3 separate regions of the Homo sapiens genome follow, and regions 1 and 2 are each linked to region 3. The links are chromatin loops, found by intact Hi-C in ENCODE. Cell type or tissue: PC-3. All regions are shown on one strand. Each heading gives the region's core, and the rest is flanking DNA. Links, peaks and the distances in the headings are about the cores only.

Region 1 (4,178 bases), core at 938-3,437, 180 kb before region 3:
CTCTAATTTGTAGCTATTACAGATGACCATGGCGTAAATACCGTCACCATGGCTGGAGTAAAACTATCATGGAAGAATGCAGAAGGCATTCAGAATACCTTATTGAATGCAGATTTGAGAAGATACCTACAATTAGCTATCAGCTCCAGTGCACCACCACATAGAAACCAATGGGATGGGAGAGGTTGAAGGTTTGTGTGAGAAGTGGGATTGCTAATAAAACAGATAAAGAGGGAGGAAGGTAGGATCCAGAGTAAAAGTGGGAAGATTAGTTTTGGATAAGAGAAAAGATATCTCTTCTAATGAGTTGGGTGGCAAAGAGTTAGGCTGGAATCAGTTCATAGGGAGGAAAGGACATTGAGTTAATTCTCACTTCACAGGCTATTTTACCTGTAAATTAGGACAGGAGGGCTTTGCTGAGAGTGAGGAAGTGGCAGTTTGTACATACTGTTGGATTGGAAGAAACAGTTAAAGCTTGAAAGAAAAGGAGATGTGGAAGGAAATTTGGACAGTGTTGAAGTCCTAGTGATGTTGAAGACCAGGGCTTTGTACCAGTACCATTCTGCAGAGTCACATGAAGTTAACCAGAATGTAGCAACCCAGGTGTATGAAAACAGACATAAAATAATTGCATTGATCTTGGGTTGAAATTCTGGAGGAAAATGTGGAGGGACGACAAGAATTCAAACGAGAAGTGGGTACTAACAGGAGGATGTTTGAAGTGATAGGCTATGATGTCTAGGTTAAAGAGAGAAGAAAGTAGAGCCAAAGGGAGCTTTTAGAAGTAAAGAAAGTGATACTTTTAGGGGATTTGAGATATGAATGAGGTTGTAGAACTGATGGAGTGGAAATACAAAGTCGGTAGAGTTGAAAAGTTGGTTGGCGCTGTTTAGAGAATAACTTCACAGAGTGAACAAGTATAGAGGTGGCCAAGTTTGGGGTCTCCATGATTGTGACTGGCTGAAGCAGAGTGGAGGTTCAAAAAGACTATTGTAGTGAATAATAGGGAGCTATAAAGCAGGTGCTGGTTGATAATCGAAAAGGGCATTGACGTCATCCAGGATCTTGGGTTGGATATTAAGACTTTAAGCCATGTACCAAAGCCTTTGTTAAATGTAGAAGGCTTCACTGGGACTCCAGCCATTCACAGGGAGAAATGATGTTTACAGCTAAACAGTGTGACTCTCAAAAGAGCCTTTTTTTGCAAGAGAGTGAATAAATAATATTTTTAATTTGGTAATAAGGAAAGCTAACCAGTGGGTCCTAAAATAGAATTAAAAAAAGAAGAGGAAGAGGAGAAGGGAGAAGAAGGGAAAGGAAAGAAGAACCTAAACTTTAAAAAACCTTGCTAGAAGAAGGGAGGGGCCCAAACGTAGCTCAAGGGGAGCGGGGATGTAGCTCTCTGACAAAATGAGAATGTACAGGAGGGTTCATTTGGTTTATTTGTATGTGTATTTGGTTGTTTGGCTTTGTTTAGATTTGTTATTAATAGTTTGTTTTGATTTTAACCATCCATATGGCATATTTGAAGAATACTTGTTCCAGATAATAGTTATGAGATGACATATTAAGGGACAATAATTGAAATGTCCTCAATGCCAGAAAAACAAATGTTCTCAATCACTTCCAGTTTTTTTTTTTGCATGAATAAAGTTACCATGAGTACATTTTCCAAAAAAGAAAAAGTTCAAATGTAAGATCTGAGTTGAATTGTGAGCTTCTCTAACGGTGTTCTTGGATTCATTTTTCAACTGCAAAAGATTGAGATCCTGAATAAGGCTTATGGGTGTATTAAAACTGTGCCCTTGCAGAGGAAGTAGCCTTGAATAGTTATTGGCTTTGAAAGCAACCAGTTTTGTTGACTTAATTATGCTGGTACCAGGAAAGCATAGAATAGATCCTGTTGATAACAAGAGCCATGCTGGACATTAACAGTTTCACAGAGAGTAGTGGGGACCATTTCTTTGGAATAAAGTTGAAACATGTTTCTTAATAGACAACTCTCTCAGCATTATAAAATCCTGATACAGAACTCAAGGAAAGACACACACGCACACACACACACACACATGATTTTTATCGTTGTTATCTTAGTAAATAATGACTAATGTGGTTTTTGGTTGTTATCAGTTGGTTACGGATTGGAGTTAACATTTCATCAGATCTGAGCAATAACCTATGTGGTAAAGTCCTAGTGTGGCAGGAATTTGGGATTCAAGGGGGGTGCTTATATAATCTGCTTTCTTAAGGTAAGGTTTGCTCTTTTATGCTACCTGTCATTTCTGCCTTAAACAATGTCCGGGAAATTCAGCCACACACAACAAAGAACCAGATCCCTCATTTCGGTTCTATCCTTCCTCCTCTAGAACTGACATTCCTTGGGGCCGTGTCCTCAAGTGACGTGTCCTGCTCTAGCTAAATGGCAGTAATCTGTGTTTGACTCCAGCAGTTTATCAAGCTATGTCATTTTATGCCATGTCAGTTTATAGAGAGTGGCACAAGATACAACAGGATAGGGAAGCTGAGTTTTCTATTTGTCTACTTCATTGAAAACATGATTTTGTTTACTGACAAGTAAATGGTATAGGTGTAAGGAAAGAGTAGCAACTACCATATTATTTTGCCAGAATCCTCATGTTACCGTTTCAAAAAATGCCAAGAAAGATGACAGTGCATGTTATAACATCCCTTACAAATAATAGCAAAGCTTTAATCAGCTGCTACACAGACACACTCAGGATTGAAATGCAACCTACTAGGGTGAAACATGACAAGCGGTTCATTGAACACTGCGCAGAAGGTAAATGAAGTGTATATTTTCCAATCACAACTGGAATTTTAAGTGAGTGAAATGGAATAAACTCAGTTTGGAATTTGAAATAAATTCACCATGGAATGTGTCTTAGAGACCAAGGTTTACACTAGCGCTATACAAACTCCTCAGCGTGAAACATGACACAAGGTGAAATTTTCCTGGCATCTTAGAGTCAGATACTGACTTCTGAAGGACCAGGGCACAGACATTTCATCAAGAGCTATTTGTTTCTAATTGGGGAAGAAAATACAGATGTTTATATAATACTCTGGGTCAGGAGTAATATTCCACCTGGTACATGGAGTTTTGTACACTTTTTCAGAGGTGGTATTTCTAGCTGAGTGTTAGCAGTAAAACATTTTCATCAAATTTCCATTCTTTTTTTTTTGAAGCCTACTTGCATAGTTCTAAGGAGTGTCATAGCTCACACATAGTGACACTGATTAGTAAAAATAAGAAGTGATTGAAGAAAACACAAGGAAAGAATCAACTTGAAGTCATTCAGAAGTAACCACTAGTAGCAATTTAACTACCCTGTTGCCAAAGCTCTTTTCTTAAATTACAGATCCTCATGAGCTAGTAAGTTTGAAGGGGAGTCATAAAGAGGAACAGGCATTATACGCAAGGCTGAAGAAGCAGTTGGTAACTAACAGTACATCTTTTTCTAAGGTAAGTTTAAGGTCACAAAAAGACTTAATGTACAGAGTTGAAAAACTTACATATTTCTTAGAAGCTTAGAAGTTATGAGTTTAGTTGGGGCTCCAGGAAGATGCAAGATGCTAGACTCCAAAAAATAAGAGAGAGGTCCAGTGTAGAATAACACTCTATAGATTAAAGGAGGACTCAAGAGTAGAGGAAAAACTTAGCAAAATACAGGGCTATGAGTTAGGTGTTCCTAGTTAGAGTCTGAGTGTCCGGAAATGATGAAATGGGTGAGCTCCAAGAATGCAGGATATGTGAAATTGGTAATCAGATCTACTGGTTTGCTTGTTCTGAGTGTATCGTTAGGGTTTTTGGGGACTGGTGTTAGTGGTGTTGGCAGAATTAGTCCCCTGCTCTTGGTTATACCTGTCCACTTTAAACAGTAGCTTGTAGTTATTTAGCCCTTAATTGCATTCAGGTAAAACCAATATAGCACCCTATAATTCAGCAAATATTTGTTTTCCTGGCAGTATTACAGTTTCAGGGGGCAGTTCTAAGGTGATTACAGTTTCCACTGCTTGGAGCTTTCTGTATATTTATCCTTGGATTAGACTCAAAGTAAGCTGATTTTATCAAGCCACCGGGTAATTCTGACCATTTCATCTGGCGATTTTAGTACGGTATTGTTGCAGCTGACCTGTATACGTAAGGAATTACTGGG
Region 2 (4,178 bases), core at 938-3,437, 590 kb before region 3:
TCTTTTTATCTAGAGTAAACCATGTTTGTATTCTAGGAACACATTTTCATTTTTATAATAAAACAGAAAGGACTTAAAAGTTCAATTGCTTTAAAAAGTCACCTTAGCGTCTAGCTTTGCCGGACACGTCTAAAACCTGAAGAATGTCTATTTTACTGTTAGTCTCATTGTCTTGAATTTGCTTGTGCACATTTTTTGAGGGTAGTTAATTCCAGCCAGAAGGGGAGGATTTTTCACAGTGCCGAAGTTATTCTGCAATGGTAAATTATAAACACAGCTTATTCATTCCTTTGATCTTTTTGTCCATTCTATTCTCCCTGGCTAAAATGCTTCATGATTTATCTTAAAAAAAGGTTTTACAAAAAATGCTTATAACCGGTGTTCTATGAGTCTGTAGAGTTTCATTTTTAACTCTTGGAAGCCCTCATACATTATGGATATTTACATCAGGTCATATTTTCTGACCAAGATCTTAAGTTTCTTTGGGTGCAAATCTTCACATCCTCCATGTGCTTTCTGTACAGTGCACAGTAGATAGTTGGTCAAAATATGCATAATTGCCATCATACACAGGGCAAAGAATTCGTTGTTCATGGAGCAGATTAATATTCATGCATTGGAAAACTAAGTTCTACACCAAACTATTTCAAAGCAAGAAAGGCCGGGCGCAGTGGCTTATGCTTGTAATCTTAGCACTTTGGGAGGCGGAGACAGGCGGATCACCTGAGGCCAAGAGATCGAGACTAGCCTAGTCAACATGGCAAAAACCCATATCTATTTAAAATACAAAAAATCAGCCTGGCATGGTGGTATGCGCCTGTAATCCCAGCTACCCAGGAGGCTGAGGCAGGAGAATCACTTGAACCTAGGAGGTGGAGGCTGCAGTGAGCCGATATTGCACCACTGCACTCCAGCCTGGGCAACAAGAGCAAAACTCTGTCTCAAAAAATCAATAAAATAAAATAAAATAAAATAAGAATGTCAAAGCAAGAAATATAATACTAATCCCAAGGAGCAAATTTGCTTCCAAAAATCTCTAGTAAGTCCCCAAGAAGGAATAACTTTACTGTATTTAAAATTGCCTTGTTTTTTTTTTTTGCTTGAAAGACAACTCGATTAAATTATTGTGAAACTACATATTTTCATTATGTATAACTGGTTTTAGAAACCTCATACCTAAAAATACCTAAGAAGCAGGCTTCTCTTACATAATATTTGGTTGAAACCAACATAGATCTGTTTAAGCAATGTAATGTTTATTGTCCCAATGCCTGAATAACAGATTTTATTTTTTATACTGCAGAAATTTAGAGAGGATTAGTTTTCCTTATCACTTTCTAGAGCTATCTAAAAGTATGAAATCTCTGAGTATTATGAAATATTCAGAGAATTGGGGAAATATTTACATCACTTGAATATAACACGTAAAGTTCAAATTTTTGTTTGAAGGAACAAAAATCATTCTTTTTGTTATTCTTGGCTATTGTCAAGGTATTTTTGTTCCAAGGAAGAAGTTTCAGTAAAGTTATACATGTCTGAAAAATTAACATGGGAGTATAGATTGTTAACAGAAAGAGACTAGATGAGTTACATTTATTCTCATAAAAGTTGTTTCATAAAATGTACTTTGTTATTCCCCAGGTCCTGATAACATATTACATAACATACTGTTAATCACAGTTCTAGCTTATGAGTCACATCATTTATTTTAATATTTCAGGTGCTCTAATTTTTTTCCTATAAATTAGCCTTTCCCCAAATCTTTTCATAGTGTATTATCTTGGTATTCTTTTTCTCACAACCAGTTACAGACTTGAAGTCCCTGTGGGAGAAGAATCTAGGGAAAATTGTTATTTTTTTCTCTTTTCTATATCTTCATTTCTAGCATAAAAAAAAAAACAAACAAAAGCTCTCATCTTGAGAAAATATAAAATAATTTACATCTTTTTAGTGTCACCCAGGAATTCAGGCCCCTAATCAGGGTGCCTGCCTCTGGAAAGAAAACGCTGTTGAAAGTTAGAAGCGTGCATTCAGCTCTAGAGGGCGCGCAAGAGTCTCCACCTGACTTCACGTCCTCACCCCTCTGAGCCAGACAGTGGCTGCTGATTTTGGCCAAAACCAAAGACAGCATTGGTGCTGGGGCATACACCTTTGGCATGGGTGAGGTATGAAAAAGATACTAAAAGCAATAACCCCCAGTTGGATGTCTCTTTTGAGATGTTCCTTTAAGGATCACTGCTTTGGGGATCCACCTCTTTCAGGTCGGCCTCTTTTGTAATCCTTCCTTCCTTCTTTGGATTGGTACTTTTGGATGCCTACTGTTTCTTTGCCTGTTGGGTCTGATACAGGATGCCTTCCTGCCTGACATAATACACACCATTCATCTGCTTAGGACACCAGTGGGAACTGGGGTGAGGGCCAGGGAGAGAAAACATGGAGCAGGAAGCAGAAGGTTGTCTCTAGTCCAGACAGTGGAAATTCCTCAGATTCACAGGTAGTCTACTCCATTCCCTTAAGTAGATTTCATGAAAATTGGAGGCCAGAGCCCCAGACAGCAAAATGAGGTTAATTTTATCCTAGAGTTTCTCCTCTGTCCAATTCACTCAAAAACTTGAAGAGAAATCAGCCGGGTGATGAGGGCTAGACAGTCAGGATTCTAGCCTTCTGTCTTTAGAGACTCCACTTCAGAAAAAGAGGAAGACCAAGAATTTGGGTCATTTACATATGAGTGACTAGAGAAAAGAGAAAAAGAGCCTCTGAGGAGTAGAGAAGGGCAGAGGCCTCAGGCTTGGTCTAGACACCCCCAGGGGAAGTAAAGGCAAAGCTGTAACATCAAATCCACCCATGATCCTATCCAGAGAGAGATTCAGTGTACAAAAATAGCTGAGATACCACTGGATTCAATCTCAGAAAGAACAGGCAGAGATCTTTAAAGTCCCTTTTATCAGGGTTAATGTGGGTGATCTGAGTCCTAAATGACATTCTACCAGTTAGTAACTAGGTGATGTTTGCTGAGAGAGATGACACATTGGCACCCTCTCATTCATGCCATTCATAGGCAGTACCACCCTTAGACCTGGGCAAGTGGGGTCCTTACTCCCACTCTGGGGTGCCTTCCTCAAAATTTACCAAGATCCCTGTAGTGTGTAGGACAAGCTGGGGCCTGAAGTATTGTCATGGTGTGGTGCCACAGGCCTGGACCACTTGGCCCTGGTCCCCATTTATCCCTTTTGGGGCAGTCTCCAACTCTGTCCCATTAACGTACCCCATAACTAGGGTCAAGCAGATGACCCAAGGAGGAGCTGTAGTCCTCACAGCTTTCAGGTTATTCCAGGATCCTGTGGCCAGTACCCAGTTCAAGAAAGAGCTTGGTAAATAGATGACTCCCTCTGGCTGCTGCAGTATTTCTTCCAGAAGCTGGTTGAGATTATGCTGCCAAAATGGTGCTGACACACTAATTTGGATTGACTTTCACTCATGGAGAAAGCAGAAGACATTCAAGGCTATGGGCTACAAAGGAACACACTTGGGCTTGAGCCATGTTTGTGAGACAGTTCATCGGCTTTCCCTCATCCATCACTGCCTCTGGTCTATCCCAAAGTAACAAGTAGCAACAGGCTTCCCTTACTCCAAGTTCCCCATGCCATGGGTGGCCCCAAGGGTTATCAACTCACTCCCTGTAGGCTTTACATCATACAGCAGGCAGTTCTCAAGTGGGCCTCTTGTTTTCAAGGGATTTTGAGACCACTGCTCCACATGAACAAAGGGCAGGCAATTCTGATCAACGTCCACTCTTGCCTCCAATGGATATGATAATGTTATGGTATCTCTGATCATTTTTAAGGCATGTCAAGTTAGGAGCTGACAGTTCTGTGAAAATGGATCAACTCTGCTTTGCCCATGGGCCCCTCAGTTACCCTGTCGACTTGTGTTGGTGGGAAGACTACAGGGTCAACATGGTAGGATCCCGTGCTAGGAATACGGTGGTTGTGACCTTAAGCTTTCAAGGAAGATGAGGCAAAACCACATGTTTTCCTGTGCTTAGACTATGACATTCTGAGAGTAAATTTAACATGACAAGAAAACAAATCAACTTTCACATAATTCTGAATACCCTGCGTAAGACTTGCATCTGGAGTCATCATCAACAAAGCTCAGTAATAACCTTATAGTGTTAT
Region 3 (4,178 bases), core at 593-3,092:
TTGACTACATGGCAGCTTGGAGTCTTATTCCTCAAGACTCACAAAATGTCCTTATCTTTGCTACCACCACATCAACTCAAGCAAAGCTAATCATCTATACTGCTCCTTCCACTGCAATTATTTTGTTTAGTTCATGGCATTGCCAACAAGTGGTTTTCCAGAACAAGAACCACATCCCCAGTCTAAGCCTTGTAGGCAGTACTCAAACACATTTACTGTGTGAAATAATGATTGAAGAGTTGAACACGTGAATATGAGATTCCTTTTTTGCTGGGTGGGTGAAGAATGTGATTTCCAGAGAAGTGGGACCTGATTCTTGAAGAGATGTGGAGTTTGCCTCATTAATTAGTATCAGGACATTTTCCTGGTTTTCCTGAGAAACACAACTCTACATTTTTCTGGGTCTGTATGATCTCCCTTTAGAGCAGGGTTTCTCAGCTTCGGCACTATCAACATCTTAGCAGCCTTAATTCTTTGTGGGGAGCTGTCCTGTGCATTGTAGGATGTTTATCAGCATTGATAGCGTCTGCCTACTATATGTCAGTAGCACATTTTCCCCAGGTTGTGACAAGAAAAGTGGCTCCAGACATTGCCCAATATCCCCTAGGGCAGAGTCACCCTGGGTTGAAAACCACTGCTTTATACTCAACAAATGTTAGCTCTTGTTAGGCATGAAAAAGACCTTGCTGTAAAGTCAACCAGCCATAGAAAAATTATGGAATTGATTTTACCATTTTTGAGAAACTGCTGTGGGCCAGTCAGGCTATACTGGGTGCTTTATACAGATTCTATTTCATCCTCAAGTATTATAATCCTCATTTTGTAGATGAGGATGTAGGATCAGAGTGCCTAGGCAATGTGCCCACGTGGCAGAATCGGGTGTACTTCCTGGCCCTGCATGCTATGGCAGGTTGTTAGGCGTTTAATGCGCGCCTCCCACATTGCTTCTACTCTCTTTGCAAATATACAGTTCTATCTGCGTGCATGAGTTGGGGCGTGCAAATAGGCTGAAGTCTGAAGGGAAATCAGATGTGTGGAACATGTCCAGATATAAAAATAAATACTCTGATAAATATGGACCTGGAAAAAAAAAGCGATCACGAGTCTAACTTAATCATGAAAGCATAAATATTAAGCCAAAGGAATTTTCTTCACCAGGTGTCCTTTCAGTACCTAAACTGACATATTAGAAATATTTAGTCCAAATGACTGTTTTCACTAGATTTTTCATCAGAATAACTTCCACAGTTATATTAGATCAGCTGGTATTTTAAAAGCACTGTTCTTTATCCTCCACTATAAAGGCACAGTATTAAAAACACATAATAATAAATACCTCTTTAAAATGTTGAACAGTAATCAGCAAATCTGTTTGCAGTGGAACAGAATCCAGCTGCACTCTTTCCCTGTTTCTCTCAGAAAAGAGTAACTTCAGCAACAAGGAGTCTGCCCTTTCTGGGTGAAGGGGTCATACTAATATTTAACAAGAACCTCTCCCGCCTGCTTTTCACTTCGTGCCATTTCTTTAGATATTCTAATGACAAAAGGTTTTAGACTTGCGAGTGCTAATGCAAGGAAACATCAGTCGAATCTAGGTTTTTGTTTTTGAGGAAAAACTGTTATTTCAGCAGCTACTGCTACACGTAAGAGGTCCTGATGCAAATCCTTTTCCAAGCACCCTGCATTGTTGTTGTCAAGGTCCATATTTATCAAATCAAGTAAAAACCCATGAAAAGTGGCAACCGAGGGAGGAGGCAGCAAGATAAATCAACTTTCTAAAAAAAAAATTCCCCTTTTTAAATAGAATTTTATTCCGGTTTTGGTGTTCAGAGATGTTTTGTTCACAATAAGAGCCATTGCTCCATATTAGGTAACATCTTTTCCCCCTTGCAGCTTCAAATGAATATCAAGAGCCAGGTTCACAAGTTGGATTCCCTTTAAAGACACGTTTGATTGCAAAGCTTTGTTGACTCTGTTTGATATCCTCCGCGAACTGCATGACTGAGCTAAGCTGAAGTTCCTGGTCACCAGCATGGGGAACGGGTAGCTGCTTCAGCGCCTGCTGGCAGAGAGGTCGTTCTCCGAGTCTGCTTTGCCACCTAGTGGTTTGATGTGGTATTGCCATTCACCAGGTAGTTTTAAAAGTCATTTTAGCCGTTGAATGCTATAGTGAATTATGACAGAAAACAGAGACACTCTAAGCAAAGAAGGCAGTCAGAGACCCAAAACAAGCCCTGAAAAATGACGCAGACTGGATTACAAATAGGGAAGAGGCACTAAATAGTTGGTCTGAGAAAAAACGCACGGCTGTATGTTGCAAAGATATTTTGGGTTTTTCCCATATCATCACTTAAAAAAATAATTATTATTATAGACGTAGAATTAATTTAGACTTCTAGAAAAATTTATACGCTTTTAATTGGTTCAGCAGGTTTAAAAATCGAGAGCCCTCAAACATTTTTCCCAAGTAGGTACTGCCCGGTTGGCTCAGAGGACATGAAATGAGTTTATCTCCTTGGAATTCATTATAACCAGAAGCCTCACATGTATATTGGCCTTGTCCGTTTCTGTAAGCAATCTCACATGTATTTCACACTGGATATTTACACATTTTTAAATTTTTTAAATTTACCTATATATTTCACAGACTTATAACCCCAGAAAAGTTATTTTTTGCCATAACTAGGGGGAAGAAGGCAAATTTCCTAGAACTAACCTTCAATTTCTCCTAAATTCAGTACTGTCAAACTTTTTTGTCTTTTTTCACATTTTTTGTTTCACCCTCTTCTTTTAAATATTAATAAAAGATGTCAAAATATCCACTGCAGTGGCTTTCCAACATTATTCAACACAAAATACATTGTACGTACATCATGACTATAGACATAATTTTATACGTGTGTGTATGTCGAGCAAAAATTTAATGAAGTGATATTGATTGTCATTATGTGGTATGCATTCTGATACGTCCTATTCAATTTGCTGTACATTTTTTTCTTTTTTAATTCTCATATTGGCCCACTAATTGGCTCTTGCATTTTGAACTCAGTGTGTGTGTGTGTGTGTGTGTGTGTGTGTGTATATACACACACGCATATATATCTATTGAATTTAGTGTGTGTGTATATATACATAAATACATATATACATATATAAACACATATACATATACACACATATACATATATACACACATATCTATACACATGTATGTATATGATATGTATATACATACGTATATATGTGTGTATATATACTCACACACATGTATATATACACACATACCAAGTTCAAAATGCAACAGCCAATTAGCGGACCAATTAGTGTGTGTGTGTAGTGTGTGTGTATATATATAGTAAGTTCAACATGCAATGTATATATACACTAAGTATATGTACATTGTATATAAGTAAGTATACTAAGTACATAGTATATATACACGATATAAGTACACTAAGTATATCGTATATATATACTAAGTATATATACATACACACAGATGTAACTTCCCCACAAAGGCACTGATGGTACCCACGTGCAGGATCTTGCGCAGTTTTCCACTTCTTGCCTGAGCTCTGGTGCCTGGAACACTTCAGTAACCATTCCCTGAATGTTGCACCCACAACCTGGCAGGGAGGGAGCCTGCTCTGACCCCAGAGAGGAGCCAGGCACCTGCCCCTGGTCTGCCCCTATCTGACCATGCCCTGAGCCCTCATGCAGGCTGCATTCCTAGAACTCTTGCCTGGGATTACTTATAAAGTGCGAAGGTCACTGGGCTGACAAGGATCTCTGTTCCCACCACCTGTTTATTCCTGAGCATTACAAGGAAAGACTTCCTGTAGGTCCCCTCACCAATATCATTCAATTCAATGAGTGTAGACTGTGAACTTCCTTGACTCAAAATATCCTAATGCTATGGAATAGCTGTTGAGTCAGGATGAGGAAGGAATATTAAACATAGGAATGATACCTTCTACTCAGAAAATCACCGTAAACTGAGGGCTCTTAGCCCGGGGTTATCACTGCTTCATTTGGGTCTGACCTACAGTCTTGATTCTCAGGAAGTTACATATTACCTATGAAATAATAGATATACCTGAAGTAAAACATTTGGTGACTCTCATTTCTAATAAGTACTTTTAGATATTCTTTTTTTTTTTTTTTTTTGAAATCCTTAT

Evidence for each region. Peaks named below come from ENCODE experiments on the same cell type or tissue, not always from the same donor. Only the 100,000 strongest peaks of a DNase experiment are listed, where the experiment ranks them.
Region 1: it touches region 3 in a loop (2.3-fold over the local background); 4 of 110 quality-filtered maps call a loop at or near these places.
Region 2: it touches region 3 in a loop (13-fold over the local background); 17 of 110 quality-filtered maps call a loop at or near these places.

The regions. Positions count from the first base shown.
Region 1 is chr1:239,715,416-239,719,593 of GRCh38, forward strand. All of the region lies in intron 5 of CHRM3 (cholinergic receptor muscarinic 3), which reads left to right. It overlaps CHRM3-AS2 (CHRM3 antisense RNA 2), which reads right to left and starts at 3,704. Exons shown (of 3, transcript NR_103776.1): 1 at 3,535-3,704. In PC-3, for the core only: no CTCF peak of the experiment used is centred there; a DNase peak (open chromatin) is centred at 2,166; H3K4me3 peaks cover 344 bases.
Region 2 is chr1:239,306,859-239,311,036 of GRCh38, forward strand. No RefSeq gene overlaps it. Among named protein-coding and RNA genes, the nearest start is that of CHRM3, 78 kb to the right of the region's middle. In PC-3, for the core only: a CTCF peak has its summit at 2,044 (motif pointing right); no DNase peak of the experiment used is centred there.
Region 3 is chr1:239,896,229-239,900,406 of GRCh38, forward strand. The region is part of intron 6 of CHRM3 (cholinergic receptor muscarinic 3); the gene reads left to right. It overlaps CHRM3-AS1 (CHRM3 antisense RNA 1), which reads right to left and starts at 3,644. Exons shown (of 2, transcript NR_046582.1): 1 at 3,536-3,644; 2 at 1,791-2,164. In PC-3, for the core only: CTCF peaks have their summits at 2,107 (motif pointing left) and 2,326; a DNase peak (open chromatin) is centred at 2,053.